Regions from separate parts of the Mus musculus genome. Here region 1 is linked to region 2. A link is a loop called in an ENCODE intact Hi-C map of the cell type or tissue named here. Cell type or tissue: heart. All regions are shown on one strand. Each heading gives the region's core, and the rest is flanking DNA. Links, peaks and the distances in the headings are about the cores only. Region 1 holds the start of Hsd3b2 (hydroxy-delta-5-steroid dehydrogenase, 3 beta- and steroid delta-isomerase 2). Region 2 holds the start of Hsd3b6 (hydroxy-delta-5-steroid dehydrogenase, 3 beta- and steroid delta-isomerase 6).

The links. Peaks named below come from ENCODE experiments on the same cell type or tissue, not always from the same donor. Only the 100,000 strongest peaks of a DNase experiment are listed, where the experiment ranks them.
Region 1: a loop joins it to region 2, with 20 times the contacts of the local background. A loop is called at or near these places in 4 of 42 quality-filtered maps.

What each region holds. Positions count from the first base shown.
Region 1 is chr3:98,712,267-98,725,070 of GRCm38, forward strand. Hsd3b2 (hydroxy-delta-5-steroid dehydrogenase, 3 beta- and steroid delta-isomerase 2) reads right to left here and starts at 12,277. Exons shown (of 6, transcript NM_001359741.1): 1 at 12,207-12,277; 2 at 11,567-11,626; 3 at 7,394-7,518; 4 at 4,150-4,360; 5 at 1,162-1,326; 6 at 1-51. The coding sequence starts at 4,294. In heart, for the core only: no CTCF peak of the experiment used is centred there; no DNase peak of the experiment used is centred there.
Region 2 is chr3:98,806,657-98,819,460 of GRCm38, forward strand. It overlaps Hsd3b6 (hydroxy-delta-5-steroid dehydrogenase, 3 beta- and steroid delta-isomerase 6), which reads right to left and starts at 7,787. Exons shown (of 4, transcript NM_013821.3): 1 at 7,526-7,787; 2 at 4,246-4,452; 3 at 1,109-1,273; 4 at 1-15. The coding sequence starts at 4,390. In heart, for the core only: no CTCF peak of the experiment used is centred there; no DNase peak of the experiment used is centred there; H3K27ac peaks cover 776 bases.

The DNA of each region.
Region 1 (12,804 bases), core at 2,650-10,649, 94 kb before region 2:
TGAAGGCTGGCACACTGGCTTGGATACAGGCCTCCAATAAGTTCTGGGTACCTAATCATAGACAACACACTGTCAGTGTCAGGAGATAAATCTGAAGTTCATGTGCACATCTTCGTGCTTATCTTCATCCCCTAGCCCAACAACCTCTTCACTGTTAAGTTGCATCTTCTTTAACTCAACTCACAGATACCATGATATAGCCAGGGGACTACAAATGGAATCCAGAGAGCAAGCTTATCTTGGCTTTTGTGTTCACAGCACTGTGAGTGTAATCTTGCTTGTGTGTGTGACTGGGTGTTTTTCAATTATTAACTTCAAAAGGCACCTAAAGTGTCAAATTTATTCATTCTTAATATGTCTATGATATAAGTATATTTTTACACATATAGATTCATGCCTGATTTTTAAAATTACAAAACCAGAAGATTATTTCTTAAATTATGAATAGGAACTTTTTAAAATTAAGGATCATTGAAAATTAACATTGTTCAGACTCAAGGACAGTTGTGTACTGGTGATATACATGTTTTATTTTATTGTTTTGTTTTTGTCATTTGATGAGACTAGCCCAAAGGGGACAGAAGGCTGTTGGATTTGGGGAGATATAGAGATACAGTTGTTTTCCTGATTGTATACACAATATTGTAACATTATTGGTTCTATCTATGACTTCATTTACCCATTATCTGAAGTAGAAGTGATAAATATTCCTCCCAGTTTTCATTCTGGAAACCAGCCCTGAGTGACCTTATGTGTTGGTATTGGCAGAAAACTAAAAGAATCTGTGTACCTCCTGTTGATCATTTCTATAATGGCAGAATATTATGAGGCCCTAAAGCTGTAGAAGAACTAGCAGGATGAAAAGCAGGCACCTGCAAGGTTTAGATCTGGCTCATAAGAGGTAATGGGTCTGGGGTTGTTAATTGCTTGTAGTTGGAGTCCAGTCTCTCTGGAATTGAGGACAGACCTCATATCCTGGGTTACTTACTTTCTATCTGGCAGGCCTCGGCTATGGAATAGCACTGAGCTCTACCAGCTGGATCTAGTGAGCAGAGGCATTAGACTCATAGTATGGAAGGTATTCCATGCAAAAACATCCCTTGCTTGTGTGTGTGGACATTAACTGCCCTACTTTCACCTTGTCCTCTCCAAATACATTACCTTTCAGATTGACATCTAGGATGGTCTGCCTGGGAATGACACCTGTGACATCAATGATGGCAGCAGTATGGATGACAACAGAGATGCCCTGGCAAGCTCTCCTCAGGTACTGGGTGTCAAGAATGTCTCCTTCCAACACTGTCACCTTGATGCTTGTCTCTAGGTCTGTCAAACACAAGGCAGGTCATTGAGAAGTTTCTTTGTGAGTTGTATACAGATACTAGTTACCTAGATTATGAAGAACTGTCATAGTTGGAAAAATATTGAAGAGGAAACCTGACATATGGAAAGAGAGTAAAATATTCCCCCACCCCACCCTGCAGAAAACAAATCAGATAAAGAAGCAGTCAAATGTTAAGGAGAGTAGGTGGGAAGTTGACTCATTCATCAAAGGGACTTAGGAAGTAATGGAGAGCTGTCTAGCGGTTGGATTACTAATCAGAATGTCTGTCCCAGCGTTTTGATGAGAAATCCATTCCCAGCAGTGGCACCAGGGAAGGAAGACACACTGGTGGTGCTTCTTAATTCTCACACAGCTTCAAGGCTTTCCTTCCTTCCTTCCTTCCTTCCTTCCTTCCTTCCTTCCTTCCTTCCTTCCTTCCTTCCTTCCCACACTTCCTGGAGACTGGTCCTCTGGACCCCACATAATAACTGAGGAAATCTGAGCTCACAGTTATGTCTACAGCAACTGATGATACCCCACTTGTTCTCTCCCAACCTGTGCTATTAACCCATTCTCTGGCATTGCTTGGAGTCAATTTTTCAAAGACAGATTAAGATCATGCAACTGTACTGAAATTTCCCAGGAAGCCGAACAGTGAGATAGTCTGGAGAAACCCGGGATGGAAGAAACATATAGAATTTATTGCTCCCAATTCTCTACTAAGTATATCTTATCCAGGTTCCATCCTTTTGCCATGCAACACCAGGAAGGACCTGAATTACAGAGAGGTAAAAAAGAGACTGCTCAGAATGAATTAGGTACCAAGCTGAGAATTGAATTCTCTAATCATGATCCTATCTACTCACCCCCTCCTTCTCCCTTTCTGTTGATGTTGAAAACCAGTGGTTCTCACACTTCCTAATGCTGTAACCCTTTAATACTGTTCCTTATGTTATGGTGATCACCAACCAGAAAATTACTTGTATTGCTAACTCATAACTATAATTTTGCTGCTGTTACAAATTATAATGTAAATATCTGACATGCTGTCCCTGTGAAAAGGTCATTTTACTCCCAAGGAATTACTTGGCTGACTCACAATTTTAGATCTACTGCTTTAGATAGACTTGTTCAGGAGTATTGCTGTGACAAGAGAGTAAGAATCCAGACCTGCAGTGAAATAAAATCTCATCCATGAGCTTTATTGAGGACTCTGAGATCCAAGGAGAGAGCCTGTAGAGTGTTTCCTGGTAGAGCCATAGCAACACCCTCATTTAAGACATCTGGATGTGACAGATATTTGCAAAAACAACATCATGGTATGGTGCTGTAATATGAGCTATTTCAGAAAGAGACAGAGAGAACCTCTGCTACACTCTGGGTGTGAAGAATACAGAGGCTGCAGCTGGACTTCCTGGGTTCCCATTTAGTTGGTTTATGTATCTGTGACAATTGGGGAAGCCACTTAACTCCTGCACTTGTTTATCTCCATCTGCAGAAATAGAGGATAGAAACATTAACTACATTCCAGACAGGTTACCCACAACAAATGGTGTGCCCCCACGGAGCCTGGCAGGGAAAGGACACTTTCATGAATCTCCACTCTTATGTTTAGGCATGGCCTTCTCTATGCATACCCACTGTGGAGATATTCCTCCAAACTGAGCCTTGACTCTTTGCAAATATTGCTGAGACATCAGGATTCTAATTAATTGAATTGCCTGTGTGTTAATATTGCTTTCTGGAAGCAACACTGAAGATGATAGAGGAGAGAACTGATCCTGGAAGAGGTCAGAGACAAGATGCAGAGGTTGGGTGTTGTCCCAGAGGACTATGGAGGGCTCTGTGTGCAGAGCATATCCCTATGTAATGTGCATTTACCCTTGGAGCTGGGGAGAGGGCAAAGTACTAGCTTGTGCCACATACAGACAATGGGAATGAAGACTCTGTAGCCAAGAGTTGACCCTTGAACAAAATACTAGAGCTTAAGTGAGGGGCCTCTCGTTTGACCTGTGATGCTCATTACTCATAGGACACTGCTAGAGTCATTTTTCTTTTCCCAACTTAATGTCCTCAATCTTCCATTGACCTTTCCTACTTTCCCCACAAAGTTATTTTAATGACCTGAGGTTTTGAATAGGTGGTAAAATATATTTCAAAATCAGTTGATTCACTTAGTGGCCTGCACCAGTGAATTCTGCAATCTTATTCATAGTGATGATAAACTCCAGTGAGGAGTGTGTTCAAATGAATAAGAACAGTCTATGAAAGGTATGGACAGTCCTGCTCATGGTGTCTTTGTGAAAGTTTCTCAGTATGACCTCATGCTCAGAAATCCAGTTTCTTAATCCCCATCTCTGTGTCTTTCTATCTGCTGTCCCTACCCCTAGCCCTCTCTGTGTCTCCTTATATTTCAATCCTCTTCACATATTTTTTACTTTTTTATTTTACTTCTATCTAACATGCTAAGTCAAAGACCCTCTCCCTCAGAAAAACAAACAAGCGCAAAACAAGCAACTAGATCAGTAGAAATTAGAAGAGAGAGACAGAGCTAGTGATGAGCCCCCAGCTTAATGGTTATTATGGCTATTACATAGCAACTTTCTAGTCCACATAAAAGAGCTACAGAAAAGAGAGAGAGAACTTCTCAGTCCAAACTCTGTCTCTCCCAAACTGTGTTTTTCTATGTGTAGTGTACCTTTTGATGAATGTGGACAAGGAGAAATGTTATGAATGCAAGTGTCTTTTATTTACTGTAGAAGGGAGGAGCCCTCCCATGTGCAGGCTGTGTTGGCTACACAGTCATTTGGCAAATGTTTACTTACTGAAGAATTCCTTCCTTGTTTCTGGTCTGAAGACCTTGTCCAGGACCCTGATCTCCTCCAGATCTTCCTCTTGCACCAACAACTGGATGATCCTCTGCCCCAAAAACCCTCCTGCTCCAGTCACCAGGCAGCTCCACCCAGGCATGGTCAACACAGTAAGCAGATCACAGTGGGAGTGAGGTTAACTTAATGTACGTGACACTGGAGATGGCTAGAAAGAGAGATGATGTGATTTCCCCAAACCCAGTTTCTCCTTCAAACCTCCCATAGCACAGATCATAAGACATGGTGGCAAATTCTCCATATCACCAATCGACCTATCCCAATATGTACCAAGAAACTGTCAACTCACAGGGTGTGGCTGTTTAACAATATTTCTCCTTTACCAGTTTCTCCTTCAGACCTCCCATAGCACAGATCATAAGACATGGTGGCAAATTCTCCATATCACCAATCGACCTATCCCAATATGTATCAAGAAACTGTCAACTCACAGAGTGTGGCTGTTTCACAATATTTCTCCTTTACTTAAATGCCTGTTGCAAGTTTGGGTTATTTCACCTGTGCTTCTGAACAAATGGTCACAAATTGGGGCTCAATATATCTTTACTAAACATGATCAAGTTACATAAGCAGTTCCTCGAACCCACAGAAATGGATACATAACTTTGGTGGGTATTAAGTGTATAAATGTGTGTGTGTGTGTGGAGCATTGGTAATGGGAGTCATGGAGTAAGACATAAAGGAAGAGCTTTGGGGTTTCTATGCTGTGGTGAATATACAGCCCTCCAGAAAGCTCTACAGATTCAGCAATCTGTAACACAGGCAAACTATCAGTGGGGGTCTGTTTTGCACCCCATTTATAGGCATGCTTGAACCACATACAATTTTGTTGAAATGTGATAGGACACAGAGTTTAGCCAAGTGCAATCTGATTACATAAGTGGCCCAGTAAGTCCTGTCTTTTGTAATTCCTCAATCATTTCTTCCTTGAGGTTGTGAGAAAGAAGCCATTTGGTATAGGAAGGGACTGTCAACCAGCCACAGCCCATTTGGAATGGGATTCAAGTCATGTACTACAGAGAAAAAGCACATTTAAATGATAGTATCAAAAGCCACAGCCTGTTTGTTTGTTCTGTTTTTTTTTTCTTTCAAAAATCTCTCATGTCAAAAAGACACATAATTGAAAAATCTAATCAGACAATAGGAATCCATTCAACCTTTATTAATTGCTTCATACTATCTGAATATGTCTTTCAAGGGAGTTGGCCACTACACTTCCTCAAGTTTTTGGCAAGCATACACTTTCATGTCAGGAATATGGTATAATTGGACTATAAAATAATATTGTGTTATACTCTAGCCTTGTTGGAGTTGTGGATTTGTAATAAGATCCCCTCAAATTAGAGCCCATTTATCCCCTTCTGTTTTCTCAGGGTCTCCCCCTTTTCTCTCAATTCAGCAACACTCAAACATTTTTGCATTTGGAAGGGATATTAGTTGCAGCCACTTGCCCATCTAGATTGCATGGAACACTGCTAGTGTAATAAGTAAATCCTCTCCCATACAGTAGTAGGGGAAGCTTCAGCTTGTAGAACTGGTGACCTATCTGTACCAGTAGCCAATATAGCAGCATCCACCATTAGTTCCAATACCATCTACTTCACCATAGATCCCCAGAAAGTCTGAAAATAGTTTCCATGGGCTCTGTCCATAGCCTAGCACTTTCAGTTGCCTGAATCCTGCTCCTCAGACCATAGCTTTGATGGGTTAGGGGTTGACCTTTCCAGTTATATGGGAAGCAAAATGTCAAACTCTTGAATATATTTACACACACACACACACCACCACCACCACCACCACCACCACCACCACCACCACCACCACCACCACCACCACCACTACCACCACCACCACCACCTATTCAATCCAACCTCTGGCTTCTGTTTTAAATATCAGGCAGAAGAAAGATTTTTTTTTGTTATTTACATTTTCTGTTTCACAGTAGTAGATAAAAGAGATAAGGACTTCAGAAAAGGTTTGGTAAAAAATACTCCTTCAGTGAACTTTTGTCTTCTTCAATCATTGTCTACACTCAGCCTCTACTAAGACACAGCCCAGGTCTAAGAGGACCTCCTCAGGGAGCTCTGCTCAGCTAGTCATCCTGCTTCTCAAAGAACTCAGATAAAAGTGACTCAGCTGATCATATAATGCCTGTTTAAACACTTTAAGTTTGTAACCCATCTTCTCTGATATTTTGATGCTTTAGTGCCAAGTTAATGACTTGAGTGCCCTTTGTCTAGTCCACTGGGCTGGCCAGCAATTTGGAAATAACCTAATGGCAGTTCTAAGCATGTAGAGTTACAATAGAGTGCCTTTTCCAACGATGGGTCCTGTACTAAACTAAGTATTTCTCAACTGTGCAGCTTTAAAACCAAATCCTCTGTCCAACTAGCTATTCTCACAGAGCACCTGAATAAATGACAGAATTCTTTGACTGCACACCTTTCTGTTGCCTCCATTTCTTCTTTTTCCTTTCCCTTAATATTTTGGTGAGCAAAAGATATAGAGATAATTCCTATAGTTCTTGTGTAGTTGTCTTTGGAGGACTGGTGAGGATGGGGGCTTTAGTTCAAATCTGTAGTATTCTGAGCTCTATCTAGCACCAGTCTGATCCAGAGCTCTTAATTCTTAAGACTTTCATGCCAGGTATCCTCTCTAACAATGACAAAGCAATGCAATGTTTCACCACCTGTCTTATTATTAGATTGTTTGTTCCCGTGCACACAAAAGTACCATGAAAATGGACTGGAGAAGGGGTGGTAACAGAATATTTCTATCTGTTTTTCTTCTTCCCTTGGTCATGTTGAAGAGACTTTTTTTCTCTTCTGCCTTTAGCCATTACTTGTTTCTTTACTTGGCTGCCTAAGTCTAGGCCTTTAACAAAGAAGTTCTGATTGCAAATGCCTGTGCTTGTTGGTGGATAATACTATTTATAAGTAGCATGCTTGATAGATAGTAGTACTATACTATACCTAGCTAGCTAGTTGATTTGTTTTAGTTAGGGGTCACTACTAGAACAGAAATAAAAGCATATATATAATCAAAATATATTAAATGTGCTTTAAAATAGTAAGAAAGGTTAAATCACAATTCAGAAATTGGTCCTAGAGGCTAAATGACTCAACATCTGCAGTAGTCCCACTTGGCTGTCCCTCACATTGAGGAGACAAACTGAACTTACTCAGCCACAGGGTGTGGTGTGTCAGCAGTCCCAAACTGGAGCTGGAATCTTAGAAGGAAGGTTTCTGGATCGCAGCTGGTTCCTAGTCCAGGATGACACAAGCTTAGAAAGGCTGGTTCTGGTCTCTGCAAAAGAACCACCATCACCACTACCACCACCACTACCACCACCACCACCACCACCACCACCACCACCACCACCACCACCACCTCTACCACCACCACCACCAGCAGCAGCAGCAACAGCACTGCCAATCAACTCATATGTGAGAGGGAAGCAAAGCCATCACAGTGTCAGATGTTCTTCTTGGACAGGACATTTTTATCTGGGCTAATACACTAGGATGCCACCCACAATCCCTCTTCCCTTTTTCTCTCCCTCTCTTACCCTGATATATCTTATTCAAGTCTCTTTCCTTCATCCATTCATAGCTTTTGCCCTTTGATAGAGAGAGTTATTGCTCAGCCACCAAAACCTTCCTGTATAACTAAATTCTATGGTACTGATTGTAGCTTGGTTATCATTGATTTAATAGATAATATTCGCATATAAACAAATACATACCATATTTGTCTTTTTGAGTTTGAGTTTCCTCACTTAGGACAATTGTTTTCTAATTCTATCTATTTTCTTTAAAAGTTCATTATGTCATGCATCACCCCCACAAAGGTTTTGTCATTTTCAATATCCATACATTTGTTGATGGCCATTTAACCAGCTTTCGAAAATGTTGGCTATTTTTAATAGAGCAGCAATGAACATGTGTGAGGAAGTGTCTCTGAGGTAGGAGAAGGTGTCCTTTGGGTTTATGTCCAAGACTGGTAATGTTGAGTCTTGAGGTAGATTGATTTCATCTTCCTGAAAAACCCACATTGATTTCTATCTTGCCTTTAAAATTTTGTCCACCCAACAACAATGAATAGGTCTTACCTTCGTTCCCATCTTCACCAGTGTAAGTTGTCACTTGTTTTATTGATCTTAGCTATTTTGACTGGTGTCAGATGAAATCTCAATGTAGTTTTCATTTGCATTTGTCTAAAATCTATGAATGTTGAACATTTCTTTAAGTGTCTCTGAGCCACTTGATTTTAGTCTTTTGAAGTCTCTCTTTTTAAATCTGTACATCATTTTTAATTGGGCTGTTTGCTTATAATTTACTTTGTTGATCCTTACATAATTTTGACATTATCTCTCAATAGATTTTATATTTGGTAAAAAATCTTTTCCCATTCTGTAGTCTGCCAAATTCTGGTGACCTTAGCCCTTTTAGACTCTCTGTGTTTCATCAGATTATCTTTGTTAATTGTTAATCTTAGGGCTGATGTTAACACTTTTGTGTTCAGAATGCATTTTCTTATTGCAATGATTTCAAGGGTATTCACTGCTCTCTCTTCTATCACCTCCAGTGTAACTGACTTAGTTTGAGGTATTTGATTTATTAGTAGTTGGTTGTTGCACAGGATGAGAAATATGTATGTGTTTACAATTCTTCTACATGCAGGCATTCAATTTTGACAGTACTATTTGTCAAAGATGCTGCATTTTCCAGTGTCTATTTCTGGCTTCCTTATTGGGATTTAAATGTCCATATGTGTGTGGGTTTATGTCTGTGTCTTCAGTTTGATTCCATTGACTGCTATTGTTATAGTGCTATGCTGTTTTGCTTACTACATCTAAAAACTGGGCATAATGATACCTTTAGCAATTCTTTTATAATTCAGGAATGTTTGTTTTAATATTCTAGGTCTTTTGTGTGTTTTCAAATGAAGATATTTGAAGAATTATCATGACATCTCACTGGGGACATCATTGAATCTGTAGATTGCTTTTCTTGGAATGGGCTTGGTTACTAGATTAATCCTATTGACCCTTGAGCATGGAAGTTCTTTCCATCTTCTGATAGCATCTTTAGTGTCTTAATGCTTTTATTATACAGACATTCAATTGCTTGATTATAATTATTCTAAGATATTTTATCTTATTTCAGATCATTGTAAAGGATTTTGTTTCCCCAACTTCTTTCTCTATCTATTTGTCATTAAATATAGGAGGATAGTTATTTTTGTGAGACAATTTTCTGTTCTGATATTTGCTCTAAATATATATCAACTCTAGGAGTTATCAGTGGAATTTTTCATATCAGTTCAGTATTCTATTCTTTTATCATCAATTAAAGATATTTTGACTTCCTTTTCAACATGTGTCCCCTTGATCTCCTTCTGTTGTCCTACTACTTTAGCTGAAAATTCTAGTAGTATATTGAACAGATATGGAGAGAGTGGGCAAGCTTGTCTTGTTCCTGATGATAATATAAAAGTTTTTGAGTTTCTCTTCATTTAAGTTGGTCTTGGTTGTGGGCTTGCAGTTATCTGTGGCCATTACTTGATGTATGTTCCTTATATCACTGATCTCCCCAGGACTTCTTTTTTAAGGTGTCTTGGATTTTGTCAAAGGCCTTTTCAGCATTAATGAGATTATCCTTGCAGGAATAGTGCTTCTATAAGTCTGGGAAAGAGAAGAGGAGGAAGGCCTGCCTCTGTCCTTTGTTCTCAGCACTTATATAAATTTCTGAGTGTGTGTTCACATGGTAAAAACCTCTCTATGTGTTTTAACATAAATTCAGATCACTAACTGAATAAGAGGTTATAATAGAGAAGGTCTACACACATACCCACCAGGAGCATTGTTTGTTACTAGCTTACAGATTCTTGGAAAGTTAAAGACAATAACTAAGCTGTCCTTGAAGTTTTATATAGATAACCCAGTCAATATCTTATCTCTTGTTTTTGAAGCTGTGGTCCTGTGGTGTATCTCTTCTTTAATATCTTTGATTAATTGTTTCTGTAGCCCCTTGGAATGTGCCCTAAGTTTTAGAAGTCTGTTATTATCTACAAGTCAACTAAGGAGTTTTGTTACAAAAGGGTGTTGAATGTCTCCTTAGGCTTTGCCATTCTTCATGATGGTGATCATAGCATGCTGGCTGTTTCTGCAGAATGAATGTTCTTTGTTTTTTCATACTCTAAGAGTTTAGGGTCTTCCTTCAGCAATTACCAGAATCTATTCACTTAGAAGAACATTAACTTCTACTAGTCCAAGAGCCAAGAACATCATTAGATAGTATCATATGTATAATGGTTTTCCACATCTTGTTGTGCTTCTCTTTTTGGTGAACCCACCAGCATACTTTAAAATTTCTTGATTTATGAATTTCTTCTTCTGTAAGTTCAAAAAAAATCCTGTGATCTTGCTTGTATTTTGAAATATACCATTTTGTGTTTTCTTTCTTTTTTTTTTATTTCTGTTTTCTCCTCAGTTTGATTGTTTTGCAAATTACAGGCTCCCTCTTTATTTATTTATTTTTATTAGGTATTTTCCTTGTTTACATTTTCAATGCTATCCCAAAGGTCCCCCATACCCACCCCCCAATCCCCTACCCACCCACTCCCCCTTTTTGGCCCTGGTGTTCCCCTGTACTGGGGCATATAAAGTTTGCAAGTCCAGTGGGCCTCTCTTTGCAGTGATGGCCGACTAGTAATTTCTGTTCTCTCAGCAGGAGCTGCCTGCCTACTCAGACAATGTGGGTATAGATGCAATGTATGATGTATCCCTCACACAAAAATGTGATAAATGACACTTAACACATTTATAAGGGCAGTGCCCTTTCCTATGATATGACATGGACGTGTTGAAGTGAGCACCCTCATATAGTGAGTAAGAGGTTGAGAAGGATGTATAAGCAGAAGTCATATCTTATTGCTGCTTCTGGTGGTAAATTGACATGCACTGTTTACACATATTGATATCCAAATCTGAGATTCAGCCCTGTCCTTTGACTTTAGACTCAAGCATGTTTATCTCCAATGTCCTTTAAAATGCTTTCCTAAGAGAGACTACCCCTCCTTTACCCTTGTGAAATGTAGACAAGGCATAGAGAAGAGTTAAAGCTATACAAAACATTTTGTCCTTGAGACCAGCTAGAACAACCATTGCCAAGAGAAGTTACTATTGCTTCTCTCATGGTGGAAATCAACCTATTGTGGGAATAACCAGCAGGAAGTTCACCTAAATAATCAGAAACCTCCCTACCAGGCAGTTTATTCTTTACTTTGTATTGCTGATACAAAACATCACAGCCAAAGCAACTTATAAAAGAAAGCATTTAATTGGACTTACGTTTTGTTTTCAAGGATTGTAGATCATGAAACAAGAGCAGTTGAGATCTCCATTTTTGATCTGGATGGAAAGAGCAGAGTGTGCAGTAGGATTGGCTGGAAGCTTCAAAGTCCACTTCCAGTGACATACCTCCTCCAAGAATGCCACACCTCCTAATGCTTCCATAGCATTTCCATCAATGGGTACCATATATTTAAACATGTGAGACTATGTGGGTGTTTGCATCCCACCATGAACCCCTGGAGCTCCAGCAGGAATGATCCAGCAGGGTCTCCCTAGTCATTTCTACTGGATAATTTAAGAACCTTATTTGAGGTTACAGTTGCTTCCTTTCCTACTTGGGCTACTCTAGTCTTATCTTCTTAGTAGTGTAAGCCCATAATTTGATGATGTTATTTGTTGATTCTCTCTCTCTCTCTCTCTCTCTCTCTCTCTCTCTCCCTCTCTCTCTCTCTCCTTTACTCACTTTGTGTTTTATGATTTCTAGTTAGAAATCTACCTACTGTGGGAGTAACCAGCAGGAAGCTCACCTAAATAAGTGAAAACCTCCCTACCAGGCACTGTATTCTTTACTCTGTACTGCCAATACAAAAACCTACAATTAAGCAACTTATAAAAGAAGGCATTTAATTGGACTTACATTTTGTTTCCAAGAGTTGGAGATCCTGAAGGCAGGCACAATTGAGAGCTCCCTTCTTGATTAGGACACAGAGAGCAGAGTGTGCTGCAGGATTGTTTGGAACTAGCTATGTGCTATGAAACATCACTCATTTATTTTGTGAAGTACCCGGTTTGAATATTAAATTCCTTGTCAGCCATAAGTGCTTACTTAGAAATTCTTGGCCTTAGTGGAAAAGTACTACCTTAGTTGAGGTTTCTGTGGGAAAATACTACCCCAAGTTAAGAGCAAATATCTATAGATCTTGTGGACAGGTACCAAGCAACTCTCTCTGTTCTGGTCCTCCTGCTGAACTTTTTACCTAGCCAATATCCTGCTATTGGAAACAGGTGCATTCACCCAGAGACAAAGCGATTCTGCATCCTCCTCCTCCCCATATCCTGCTTCTATTGGGTATAAAACTTGCCTGGGAAAAAGAACATTTGTCATCTTGATCAGACTTCACTTGTTGTCTGTTCTTTCTTGTTCCCCATTTTTCTTCCAGTTTGTTCTCTAGTCCTTGTTCACCTTGCTGCAGGTTGGGATAAACTGGTGCCCAGAATGTGGGGCTTCCCAGGGA
Region 2 (12,804 bases), core at 2,220-10,219:
ATAAGTTCTGGGTACCTAATCACAGACAACACACTGTCAGTGTCTGAGGTTCACCATGTGCAAAGCTTCGTGCTCATTTTCATGCCCTAGCCCAACAACCTCTTCACTCTTAATGTGCATCTTCTTTAACTGCACTCATGGCTACCACGATATTGCCAGGGGACTACAAATGGAATCCAGAGAGCAAGTATGTCTTGGCCTTTGTGTTCACAGAACTGTGAGTGTGTACTTGCTTGTGTGTTTGACTGGGTGTTTTTCAACTTTAAAAGGCACCTAAAGTGTCTTATTAATTCATTCCTAACGGGTCTATGAGATAAGTGTTACACATATAACATGCATGTTTTTTAAATTTACATAACCAAAATTATTTCTTAGATTATGAACAGGAATTATAGAAGATTTAACATCGTTCAAACTCAAGGACTGTTGTTTACTGGTGATATACATGTTACATAGACGATTCATAAGAATAGTTTGTTTTTATTTTATTGTTTTGTTTATGTCATTTGATGAGACTAACATGAAGGGGACAAATGGCTATTGAATTTGGGAAGACATAGAGATACAATTGTGTTCCTAATTGAATGCACAATATTATAGCATTTTTGGTTCTATGTATGACTTCATTTACTCAGTTATTTAAAGTAAAGGTAGTAAATATTCCTTCTAGTTTTCATTCTGGAAACCAGCACTGAGTGACCTTATGTCTTGGCAAAAAACTAAAAGAATCTGTGTACCTCCTGTTGATCATTTCTATAATGGCAGAATATGGTGAGGCCCAAAAGCTGTAGCAGAACCAGCAGCATTAAAAGCAGGCACCTGCAAGATCTAGATCTGGCTCACATGAGGTGATGGATTTAAGGTTGTCATTTGCTTGCAGTTGGAGTCCAGTCTCCCTGGCATCGAGGACAGACCTCAAATTCTAGGTTACTTACTTTATACCTGCTGGGCCTTGGCCATGGATTAGTACTGTGCTCTACCAGCTGGATCTAGTGAGCAGAGGCATTAGACTCATAGTATGGAAGGTATTCCATGCAAAAACATCCCTTGCTGGTGTGTGTGGACATTAACTGCCCTACTTTCACCTTGTCCTCTCCAAATACATTACCTTTCAGATTGACATCTAGGATGGTCTGCCTGGGAATGACACCTGTGACATCAATGACAGCTGCAGTGTGGATAACAACAGAGATGCCCTGGCAGGCTTTCCTCAGGTACTGGGTGTCAAGAATGTCTCCTTCCAACACTGTCACCTTGATGTTTGTATCTAGGTCTGTGGAACACAAAAGCAGGTTACTGAGAAATTTCTTTGTGGGCTGTATACACCTAGATTATCAAAAATTGTCATAGTGGGAAAAATGTCAGAGAGGAAGCCTGGCATATAGAAAGAGAGGCAAATATTCTTTCCCCCTGCAGAAAACAAATCAGATAAACAAGCAGTCAAATGTTCAACAGAGTAGGTGGGAAGTTGACTAATTCATCAAAGTGAATAAGGTGGTAATGGAGAGCTGGCTAGAAGTGGGATTAGCAGTCAGAATGTCTATCCCAGGGTTTTGATGAGAAATCCATTCCCAGCAGTGGCAGAAGAGAAAGAAGACACACTGGTGGTGCTTCTTAAGTCTCACACAGCTTCAAGACCTACCTACCTACCTACCTTCTTTCCTTCCTTCCTTCCTTCCTTCCTTCCTTCCTTCCTTCCTTCCTTCCTTCCTTCCCTCCCTCCCTCCCTCCCTCCCTCCCTCCCTCCCTCCCTCCTTCCTTCCATCCTTCCATCCTTCCTTTCTTCCTTCATTCCCACACCTCATGGAGACTGGTCCTCTGGGCCCCATATAATAAATGAGGAAAGTGACTCTCAAGAAATCTGGGCACACAGTTATAGCTACAGCCACTGATTATACCTCACTTGTTCTCTCCCAACCTGTGCTATTAATCCATTCCTTGGCATTGCGTGGAGTCAATTTTTCAAAGACAGATTAAGATCATGCAACTAAACTGAAATTTCCCATGATGCCAAACAGTGAGAAAGGTTGGTGAAACACATAGAATTGGAAGTAACAAATACAATTGCTGGATCCCAATTCTCTACTAAGTATGCCTTATCTAGGCTCCCTCCTTTTGCCATGCAACTCCAGGAAGGTCCTGAATTATAGAGAGGCACAAATGACAGCTCAGAAGAAATTAGGTACCCATCTGAGGATTGAATACTGTGATCATGATCCTATCTAACCACCCCTTTCTTCTCTCTTGCATGTAATGTTGAAAACCAGTGGTTCTCACCCTTCCTAATGCTGCAACTCTTCAATACTATTCTTAATGTCGTGGTGACCACCAACCAGAAAATTAATTCTATTTCTGTTTAATAATTAATTTAGCTGCTATTACAAATTATAATGTAAATATCTGATATGCTGTCCTGGTGAAAGGGTCATTCCACTCCCAAGGAGACACTTGGCTAACTCACAGTTTGAGATGTACTGTTTTATAATAGATTGGTTCACGAATGTTGCTGTGATGGGAGAGGAGGAATCCAGACCTGTAGTAAAATAGTCTCATCCATGAGTTATTTGAGGACTCTGAGTTCCAAAGAGAGAGCCTGTAGAGGGTTTCCTGGTGGACAACAGAAGCACCCTTATCTAAGACACCTGGATGTGACAGATATTTGCACAACATCATCATGGAATGGTGCTGTCATCTGAGCTGTGTCAGAAAAACACCCAGAGAAACTCTGCCACACACTGGGTGGGAAGATACAGAGGCTGCAGCTGGACTTCCTGGGCTTCCATTTAGTTTCTTCATTTATCTGTGACATTTGGGGAAGCCAGTTAACTCCTGCACTTGTTTATCTCCATCTTCAGAAATAGAGGATAGAAACATTAACTACATTCCAGAAAGCTTACCCACAACCAATGAGTTGTCACCATGGTGTGAACCCACTTAGCCTGGCAGAGAAAGGACACTTCTAGGAATCTTCACTCTTATGCTTAGGCACGGCCTTTTCTATGCATACCCTTTTCTATGCATACCCACTGTGGAGCTATTCCTCCAGACTGTGCTTTGACTGTTTGCAATTACTGAGACATCAGGATTCTAATATAATTCGCTGTGTGTTAATATTGCTTTCTGGAAGCAACACTGAAGCCGATAGAGAAGAGGACTGATGCTGGAAGAGGTCAGAGAAAAGATGCAGAGAATGGGTGTTGTCCCAGAGGGCTATGGAGGGCTCTTTGTGCAGAGCATATCCCTAGGTAATGTACATTTTCCCTTGAAGCTGGGGAGAGGGCAAAGAACTAGCTTTGGCCACATACAGACAATGGGAATGAAGGTTCTGGATGTAAGAGTTGACCCCTGGACAAAATACTGAAGCTTAAGTGAGGGGCCTCCAGCTTGACCTGTTCTGCTTATTAATCATAGGATACTGCTAGAGTCATTTTTCTTGTTCCAACTTAAAGTCCTTGCTGTTCAGGTCAGTGACCTTTCCTTCTTTCCCTGCAAAGTTATTTTAATGACCTGAGGTTTCCAATAGGTGATAAAATATATTTCAAAATCTGTTGGTTCAGTTTTGCACAGAATAACAAATTAGGAAAAGGTTAGTGGCCTGCACGAGTCAATTCTGCAATTTTATTCATAGTACTGATAAACTCTAGTGAGGAGTGGGGACAAATAAATAAGAACAGTCCATGAAATGTATGGAAAGTCCTGCTCATGGTGGCTTTGTATAGGTTCCTTGGTATGACCTAATGCTCAGAAATCCACTTTCTCAATCCGCATCTCTGTGTCTTTCTGTCTGTTGTTCCTACCCCCATCCCTCTCCCTGTCTCCTTACATTTCAATCCTTTTCATGTATTTTTTCTTTTTCATTTTACTTCTTTTTAAGATGCTAAATGAAAGAACCCCCCACCACCACAAAAAAGCAAACAAGCACAAAACAAGCAACTAGATAAATAGCCATTAGAAGAGAGAGAGAGTGCTAGTGCTGAGGCCCCAGCTTAACAGTCTTTATGCCTATTACCTAACAACTGGCAAGTCCACATAAAAGAGCTACAGGAAAGACAGAACTTCCCAGTCCAAACTCTGTCTCTCCCAAACTGTGTTTTTGCTATGTGGGCTGTTTCCTTTTGACCAATGTGGACATGGAGAAGTGTTAGGACTGAAAGTGTCTTTTGTTTACTAGACAAGGGAGGATCCCTCCCATATGCAGGCTGTGTTGACCACACAGTCATATGGCAAATTCTCATGTTCACTTACTGAAGAATTGCTCCCTGGTTTCTGGTCTGAAGAACTTGTCCAGGACCCTGATCTCCTCCAGATCTTTCTCCTGCATCAACAACTGGACAATCCTCTGGCCCAAAAACCCTCCTGCTCCAGTTACCAGGCAGCTCCACCCAGGCATGGTCAACACAGGAAGCAGATCACAGTTGGTGTGAGATTAATGTACAGTGACCCTGGAGATGGCTAGAGAGAGAGAGAGATCTGGTGATTTCCCCAAACCCAGTTTCTCCCTCAAACCTCCCATAGCACAGATCAGGAGACAGGGGGAAAATTGTCCACAACAGAAATCAATGTATTCCAATGTGTACCAAGAAACTGTCCACTCATGGAGTATGGCTGTTTCACAATATTTCTCCTTTACCTAAATGCCTGTTGCAAGCCTGGGTTATTTCACCTGTGCTTCTGAAGAAATGGTTAGAAATTAGTGCTCAATATATCTTTACAAGGAATCATCAAGTTACATAAGCAGCTCCTGGAACCCACAGAAATGGTTGCATAACTTTGTTGGGTATTAAGTGTGTATGTGTGTGGAGGGGTGGTTGATGAGGGCAGTCATGAAGTAAGACATAAAGGATGGTCTCTGGGGTTTCTATGCTCTTGGAGAATATACCACCTTCCAGAAAGCTCTACAGATTTAATGATCTAGAACACAGGGAACCTGTCACTGGGGATCTGTTTTTTATACACCATTTATAGGCATGCTTGAACCACATACTATTCTGTTGAAACATGACAGGACACAGAGTTTAGCCGAGTGCAATCTGACTAAATAGGTGGCCCAATAAGTCCTGTCTTTTGTAATTCCTCAATCATTTCTTCCAAGAGGTTGTAGGACAGAAGCCATTTGGTATAGGAAGGCTCTGTCAACCAGTCACAGCCCATTTGTAGTACATTCAAGTCGTGTACTACAAAGGAAAAAGCACATTTCAATGATGGTATCAAAAGCCAAAGCCTGTTTGTTCCTTTTCTTTTTTCTTTTTTTCAAAAATCTCTCATGTCAAAAAGACACATAATTGAAAAATCTAATAAGTCAATAAGAATCCATTTAACCTTTATTAAGTGCTTCATACTATCTGAATATGTCTTTCAAGGGAGTTGGCCACTACACTTCCTCAAGTTTTTAGCAAGCATACACTTTCATGTCAGGAATATGGTATAATTGGACTATAAAATAATATTGTGTTGTACTCTAGCCTTGTTGGAGCAGTTGATATGAAATAATAGCCACTCAAATTAGAGCCCATTTATTCCCTTCTGTTTTCTCAGGGTCTCCCCATTTTCTCTCAATTCAGCAACACTCAAACATTTTCACATTTGGAAGGGGTATTAGGGGAGGTCACTTGCCCATCTAGATTGCATGGAACACTGCTAGTGTAATAAGTAAATCCTCTCCCATACAGTAGTAGGGGAAGCTTCAGCTTGTAGAACTGGTGACCTATCTGTACCAGTAGCCAATATAGCAGCATCCACTGTTAGCCCCATTACCATCTACTTCACCATGGATCCCCAGAAATTCTGAAAATAGTTTCCATGGGCTCTGTCCATAGCCTAGCATTTTCAGTTGCTTGAATCCTGCTCCTCAGACCATAGCTTGATGGGTTAGGAGTTGACCTTTCCAGTGATGTGAGATGTAAAATGTCTTAAATACATTTACACACACACACACACACACACACACACACACACACACACACACACCACCTATTCAATCCAACCTCTGGCTTCTGTTTTAAATATCAGGCAGAAGAAAGATTTCTTTATGGTTTACATTTTCTGTTCCACAGTAGTAGGTAAAAGAGATAAGGGCTTCAGGAAAGGTTTGATAAAAGGCACTCCTTCAGTGAACGTTTGTCTTCATCAATTATTGTATCCACTAAGGCACAGCCCAGGTCTAAGAGGACCTCCTCAGGGAGCTCTGCTCAGCTAGTCATCCCACTTCTCAAACAACTCAGATAAAAGTGACTCAGCACCCGGCATGGTGGCACACGCCTTTGATCCCAGCACTGGGGAGGCAGAGGCAGGCGGATTTCTGAGTTCGAGGCCAGCCTGGTCTACAGAGTGAGTTCCAGGAAAGCCAGGGATACACAGAGAAACCCTGTCTCGAAAAACCAAAAAAAAAAAAAAAAAAAAAGAGAAAAAGAAAAAAGTGACTCAGCTTATCATATAATGCCTGTTTAAACACTTTAAGTTTATAACCCATCTTCTCTGATATTTTGGTGCTTTAGTGCCAAGTTAATGACTTGAGTGCCCTTTGTCTAGTCCACTAGGCTGGCCACCAATTTGGGAATAACCTAGTGTCAGTTTTAACCATGTAGAGTTATACAATAGAGTGCCTTCTGCAACCATGGGTCCTGTACTAAACTAAGTATTTCTCAACTGTGCAGCTTTAAAACCAAATCCTCTGTCCAACTAGCTACTCTCACAGAGCACTTGAATATATGACAGAATTTCTGGACTGCACATCTTCCTGTTGCCACCATTTCTTGTTTTTTTTTTCCTTTAATGAAGTACATTTTGGTGAGCGAAACATATAGAGATAATTCCTATAGTTCTTGTGTAGTTGTCTTTGGAGGGCTGGTGAGGATTGGGGCTTTCGTTCAAATCTGTAGTATTCTGAGCTCTATCTAGCACCAGTCTGATCCAGAGCTCTTAATCCTTAAGACTCTCATGCCAGGTATCCTCTCTAACAATGACAAAACAATGGAATGTTTCACTCCCTATCTTATTATTAGCTTGTTTGTTCCTGTGCACTAGAATACTTTTTCCTCAGTTTAGAGTAAGCTCACATCAGTACCATGAAAATGGACTGGAGAAGGGGTGTTAACAGAATATTTCTATCTGGTTTTCTTCTTCCCAGGGTCTTATTAAAGTAATTTTTTCTCCTCTGCCTTTAACCATTACTTGTTTCTTTACATGTGAGGATGGCTGCCTGAGTCTAGGCCTTTGAAGAAGTTCTGGTTACAAAATGCCTGTGCTTGTATTTGACAATACCATTTATAAGTAGCATGCTTGGTAGTTAGCAATAGAATAGTGTAGGTAGCTAGTGAGTTGATGTGTTTTAGTCAGGGCTCACTAGTAGAATAGAAACGAAAGTATATATAATCAGAATGTACTAAATCGGCTTTAAAAATAGTAAGAACAGCTAAATCACAGTTCAGAAACTAGTGGTTACTTGGTCCTGAAGGGTAAATGACTCAACAGTTGCAGGAGTCCCATGATGGCTATCGCTCATGTCGAGGAGACAAACTGAACTTACTCAGCCACAAGGTGTGGGGTGTCAGCAGTCCCAGTCTGGAGCTAGAACTGTGGAAGGATGGTTTCTGTATCCCAGCTGGTCCCTAGTCCACGGTGATACAAGCTTGGAATGGCTGGTTCTGATCTCTGCAAAGGAACCAGCAGCAGCAGCAGCAGAAGCAGTAGTAGCAGCAGCAGCAGCAGCAGCAGCAGCAGCAGCAGCAGCAGCAGCAGCACTGCCAGTCAACTCAGATGAGAGGGGGAAGCAAAGCCAGCACGGTGTCAGATGTTCTTGCTGGACAGGACTTTTTATCTTGGCTGCTACCAGAGGGTTCCACCCACAATCGGGGTGGGCCTTCTCACATCAGTTAATGTGATCAGGACACTTTGAGTTAGTCTCTTTGTGGCAAACTGACATTAAAGGCAACCATAATTAGGTGTTTCCTATGTCAGGACCAGGTTGGGGGGCTTCTTTCGGGGGAAATACTCCTCCTGAGCTAAAGAGAACACCCTGTCCTACAACCTAAAGACCATCCTAAACAGAAAAATACAATGAAAATAGATTTGATTAACTTGAAATGAAGCTAAGACATTTTTGTAGTAACAGGTTCCCCATAAGTCTGTGGGGAGCCTCTCTACTTGACCTATGATAACTAATTTTATATATTTAACTACAGATCAATCTACCTTTGAAATATTTTTAATAGTGACAATCAGATCTATTTTTAGCGGGTTAAGAGTGAACAGAGCCAGGTGGAGTGCTGCAGAGGTCACAAGGTGAGGGACCTGGCCCAGGGCTACAGCTAGCTGTGTTTCTGCTGACTGGGAGACAGACAAAAGAGGGGAAGGGCGCACTAGACTCCAAGAGAGTGAGATTATGGTCTGTGCACTGCCCTGTGTGCTTGGTTTCCTGTTTTTATAAGTTGGATTGCCTTCTTTGTCAAGTTCAGGATAATACCTACCTTGTGAAGACCCTCTTTTACATTTCAGGTACATTTTAGAGCAGCGAAAAGTTATTAGATGGATATTTAATTTTGAATGTGTGACCATGACCACTGGTAGGTGTCTTGTTCTCAAGTGTTCCACACTCATTCACATGGTCAATATCCAAAAACAGAGTGCAGTTGGGAGGAGAGAATGCTGGCAGTGGTGAAGGGATATTAGGGGGACATTAGGTGAGGGACTGTTTGGGCTGGTTTGAAGGATGGATATTATCATACTTCATGTATACAAATATGAAACTCTCAAGAATAAAGCAAAATTAGCATCAAACCCCACAATACCTAACAAAAATGACTATTTTAACATCTTTAATCTTTTTTTCATCTAATTTTCTTGTAAATTTACATAAAAGTCTTAACAAATTCCTTCTCACCTGCATTTGGAGATTTGTCAAAGTTCCTCTGAGTCTTCTAAAGCCTGAGTGTAAATGTCTAAATAAGGACGAAGAAGAAGGCCAATGCCTTTGTTCTTGAAGGTCAGTCAGACCCGGAGGAAGATTTGAACCTCTATGAATACTAAACTCCAGAGTGACCGTTCCTTTTAATGACAGATGCCATGGAGACATCAAAGCAGGAAGATCAACCAGGGTTTTATGTAAAGAGGATAATCATGAGGCAATGGCCTCACATGCTTTAACCAAAAACCCACATGGTTATTAAGACCTTTGACCCAACCCTGAATTTGACCAACAGATAGAGTGACCTACCTACCACCCCTCCAGCTTTGGATGAATTATCATTCTAAGAGGTTAACTACTGGAAACCTATTTGGTCTTGGATACCCAACAGGAAAGAATAATACCCCAAATAAAGCAGTTATGAAATTGTAAAACAGGTGCTACAGCCCCTTGTTGGGGTTTCCAGATTGACCTCATTTAGTCAGGGGACCTAAAAAAATATAGGAGAGTCAATAGACTGACTGGTTTTAGTCAGTTTAAAAGGGACTTTAGTAGGCATTATTGACTAATCAAGTGGCTGTCAAATGCTACTATCATGAGTTTCACCTGGACAGGGGTCAACATTATTTTCCAGAAAATGACCAGAAGGAGCTGTAAGAGAGTCCTACCAGAGCACTAAGCCAACTAAGTGCACATACTTTCTCTTTAAAGGAAACCTCCGTGACCAACTATAGGTAATCAAATAAAAAGACCTATGACACAGAGCTTCTGCTTTTAAAATTGTCCTCCTGGGAAATGTCTCAGTGACCTTTATGTTTCCCCTTTACTGCAAGAAAATTCTTTCTCCACTGCCATAAATTCTTTTCAGCATGCTCTGCTTCAAGATCAAAACTAATTTTGCCTGTCTCTGAGTAAATGTGAGTATAACTCTCTGTCAGATACTGCCCCCCACACACAACCTTCATCACAGCTGTCATTCATCCACAGACTCAATATACCATGCCTACCCTTTACACAGACTTCAAACTGTTTCCCTTAACTCCTACACTATGGACCTTCGACACTAATAGATCCTATCTACATTTGTTTGTTCTAATTGCTGTCTTTTGCCTCAGAGGATCTTCTGGAAAGCAAGCTAATCCATACCTTCTGTGATACTACAGGCTCTTTCTCATTTCTTCTCCTCTGAAGGGATAGGCTTTGTTTGTTTGTTTGTTTGGGTGGGTGGGTGGTATTGTTGTTTACAACAGGCACACTGCCAATTTTCACAATCCTTGTTTGGCTGTGGCTGTCCCTCATCTCCAGCAGCATTTCTTACTGCTCTTATTCTACTGTACATTGTTAGTCCCTGACCCCACAGTGACTAAGTTTGTTCCTTTAAGAACTCAAAAGGCTTTCTGGCTAGAACAGCTCTGAGTAACTTGTCCTGATGGGTTTGGATACTTTGTGTCCTAGTTAGAGTTTATGTGGCTGTGATAAAACTCCATGACCAAAACCAAATTGGTGAGGAGAGGATTTATTTCAGCTTACAACTCCACATCATAATTTATTCCTGAAAGAAATCAAGGCAGGAACTCAAATAGATCAGTAACCTGGAGGCCGGAGCTAATGCAGACAATGGAAGAGAGTTATTGTCATGCTCCTCATGGCTTGTTTGACCTACTTTCTTATACCACCTATGACTGAGTGACACTAATCACAGTGAGCTGCGCCCTCACACCAATTATCAGTCAATAGAATGCCCTCCAGACTTGCCTACAGGCCAACTGCTAGGAGGCGTTTCTCAATTCAGATTCCTTTTATATGCACATGATCTTTGCTTGTGTCACACTGACATAAAAACTAGACAGCACACGTATTTTTGTGCTTTTGTCCCTTGATATCTTCTTTGATTAAATTTTTCATATAATTATAACATTCTATATTGTAAAGTATTATGCTATTATCTTTGGGATAACAACTATTACCATCAACACTAAAACCTGTTTCACATAACTGAGATCTTGAACTCCAAAGTATGTTACAGGCTAGCCTCTGATCTCTTGTGATGGCCATTTCCTCTTCTCTCCAAATCCCTCCTCACCAACATTCTAGGTTTTAGAGCCCTACCTCTTTTTGGAAGATCAACAGGACCAGCTAGGACCCCAAGACCTATGCTCAGCTTTGAAGCAGTTTCAGAGGACAAATCCTCATTCACAGTCAATAATTTGACACCGGTAATCTACGGAGAAGATGTCCCTTTACCAACTCTCCAGAGCTCCTCAGGAAGGGCTCTCACGTGCACCTGTAACTCCAGTTCCAGGGATCTGATGCCCTGTTCTGGTCCCATCATACCAATGGTACACAGATATTCATGAATGGTACACAAAATGAAAATACAATGAAATTTTACGGAAATATTGAGACTGAGGGCCATGCTATCAGAGAGTGAGTGAGCACAGCAAATGTTCAAAAGCAGGGGTCACCCACTACCTGTTCTTCCATTATCATTTTTCTATGGGCTCCATATTTTCTTCAGGTACTGTACCTTTCATCTAGGATAGTCTGCTTGGGTACAAGACCTGAGACATCAATGATGGCAGCAGTGTGGATGACAAGAAATGCCCTGGCAGGCTCTCCTCAGGCACTGGGCATCCAGAATGTCTCCTTCCAACACTGTCACCTTGGCCTTTGTCTGCAGCTCTGTGGACACAAAGCATGTCCTTGGGAAACTTTCTGCATGGGTGGAAATTTCCTGACACAGGTGTCAGTTACCTAGGCCTTCAAGAGAAATAATGGTAAGAAGACAATGGGAAGGACGCCTTTCTACAGAAGGAAGCATAAACACTCAAAAATCAGAATGTAGTATTTTTAGGGAAGGAGGAAGCATCTATATCCATCCCATCCCTTTGTAGAAAATGTGTCTGAGCAGTAAGATTTCTGCTTTGTACATAAACAGAGTTATGGGAAATTCCTACATTCAATAAAGCAACTGAAGAGGTGGTGGCATTCACGTATAAGGAGGGAAAAGCATATTTAATTGATAGGTAATGGGGAAATCATGTGTGGATTTGAAGAAGAAACAACACTGGAGTTCTGTCTTGGGAAGCTGTGGCATCAACCTGGGGTTATAAGTTGTGAAGGCATAGGAGAAATCTAGATAATGAACATGCTAACCAGATTGTGTCCTCCAGAATTCCAGTGAAAAGATTCAGAAGAGGGAGACACAAAGATGGACATTTCATCCCTGCCCCTGATAGTTCTTGATATTTTCTGGGTCTGTGCTGAGAACAAATGAAGAGTTAGCTGAATTACAGAGATGGAAAGAGAGCCTCTGTGAGAGAACTATCTTTCAGCATACAGCAGCTATCAGAAGCATCCACTGATGCTGCATACAAGTCATCTCTTAAGAGACCCATGTTGCAGACAGGAAGCTGGGGCAGGCAATTCATAAGTATCTTTAGCTTCTATAGAATCCATAGCATGAGACTGGTAATCACGTAGTCAGAAAAATTATCTCATGAAAGGAGCATTGTGACACAGTCCCACTAGTCCCTGACACTGTCCTCATAGCTAAACATCATTTTCTAAGGTTCCTTAAGGGTTATCTAGAGGGTGTGAAGATATTGCTGCTAAGAAGCTGCACTGTCATTCCAGAGCTTGCTCCTGCCTCAGGAGCAGCAATGTCAGCAAAGAAGAATGCCAGGCTCTGTCATTTCCTTTGTGAAGATGAAGGTCAGAGGGGAATGATGTTGGCGAATGGAGGTGAAGCATCTGTGGCCCTCCCCTGACTCAGCTCGCTTAAATGCTCAGTGTATATTGTCTGACTCAGTTTCTCACTCTTTACCACTCTCTGTCTCTCTTTCTCTCACTGATTTCACTCTTATTTCAACTCCCTGGGGGGAGACTGTTCAATGACTTCC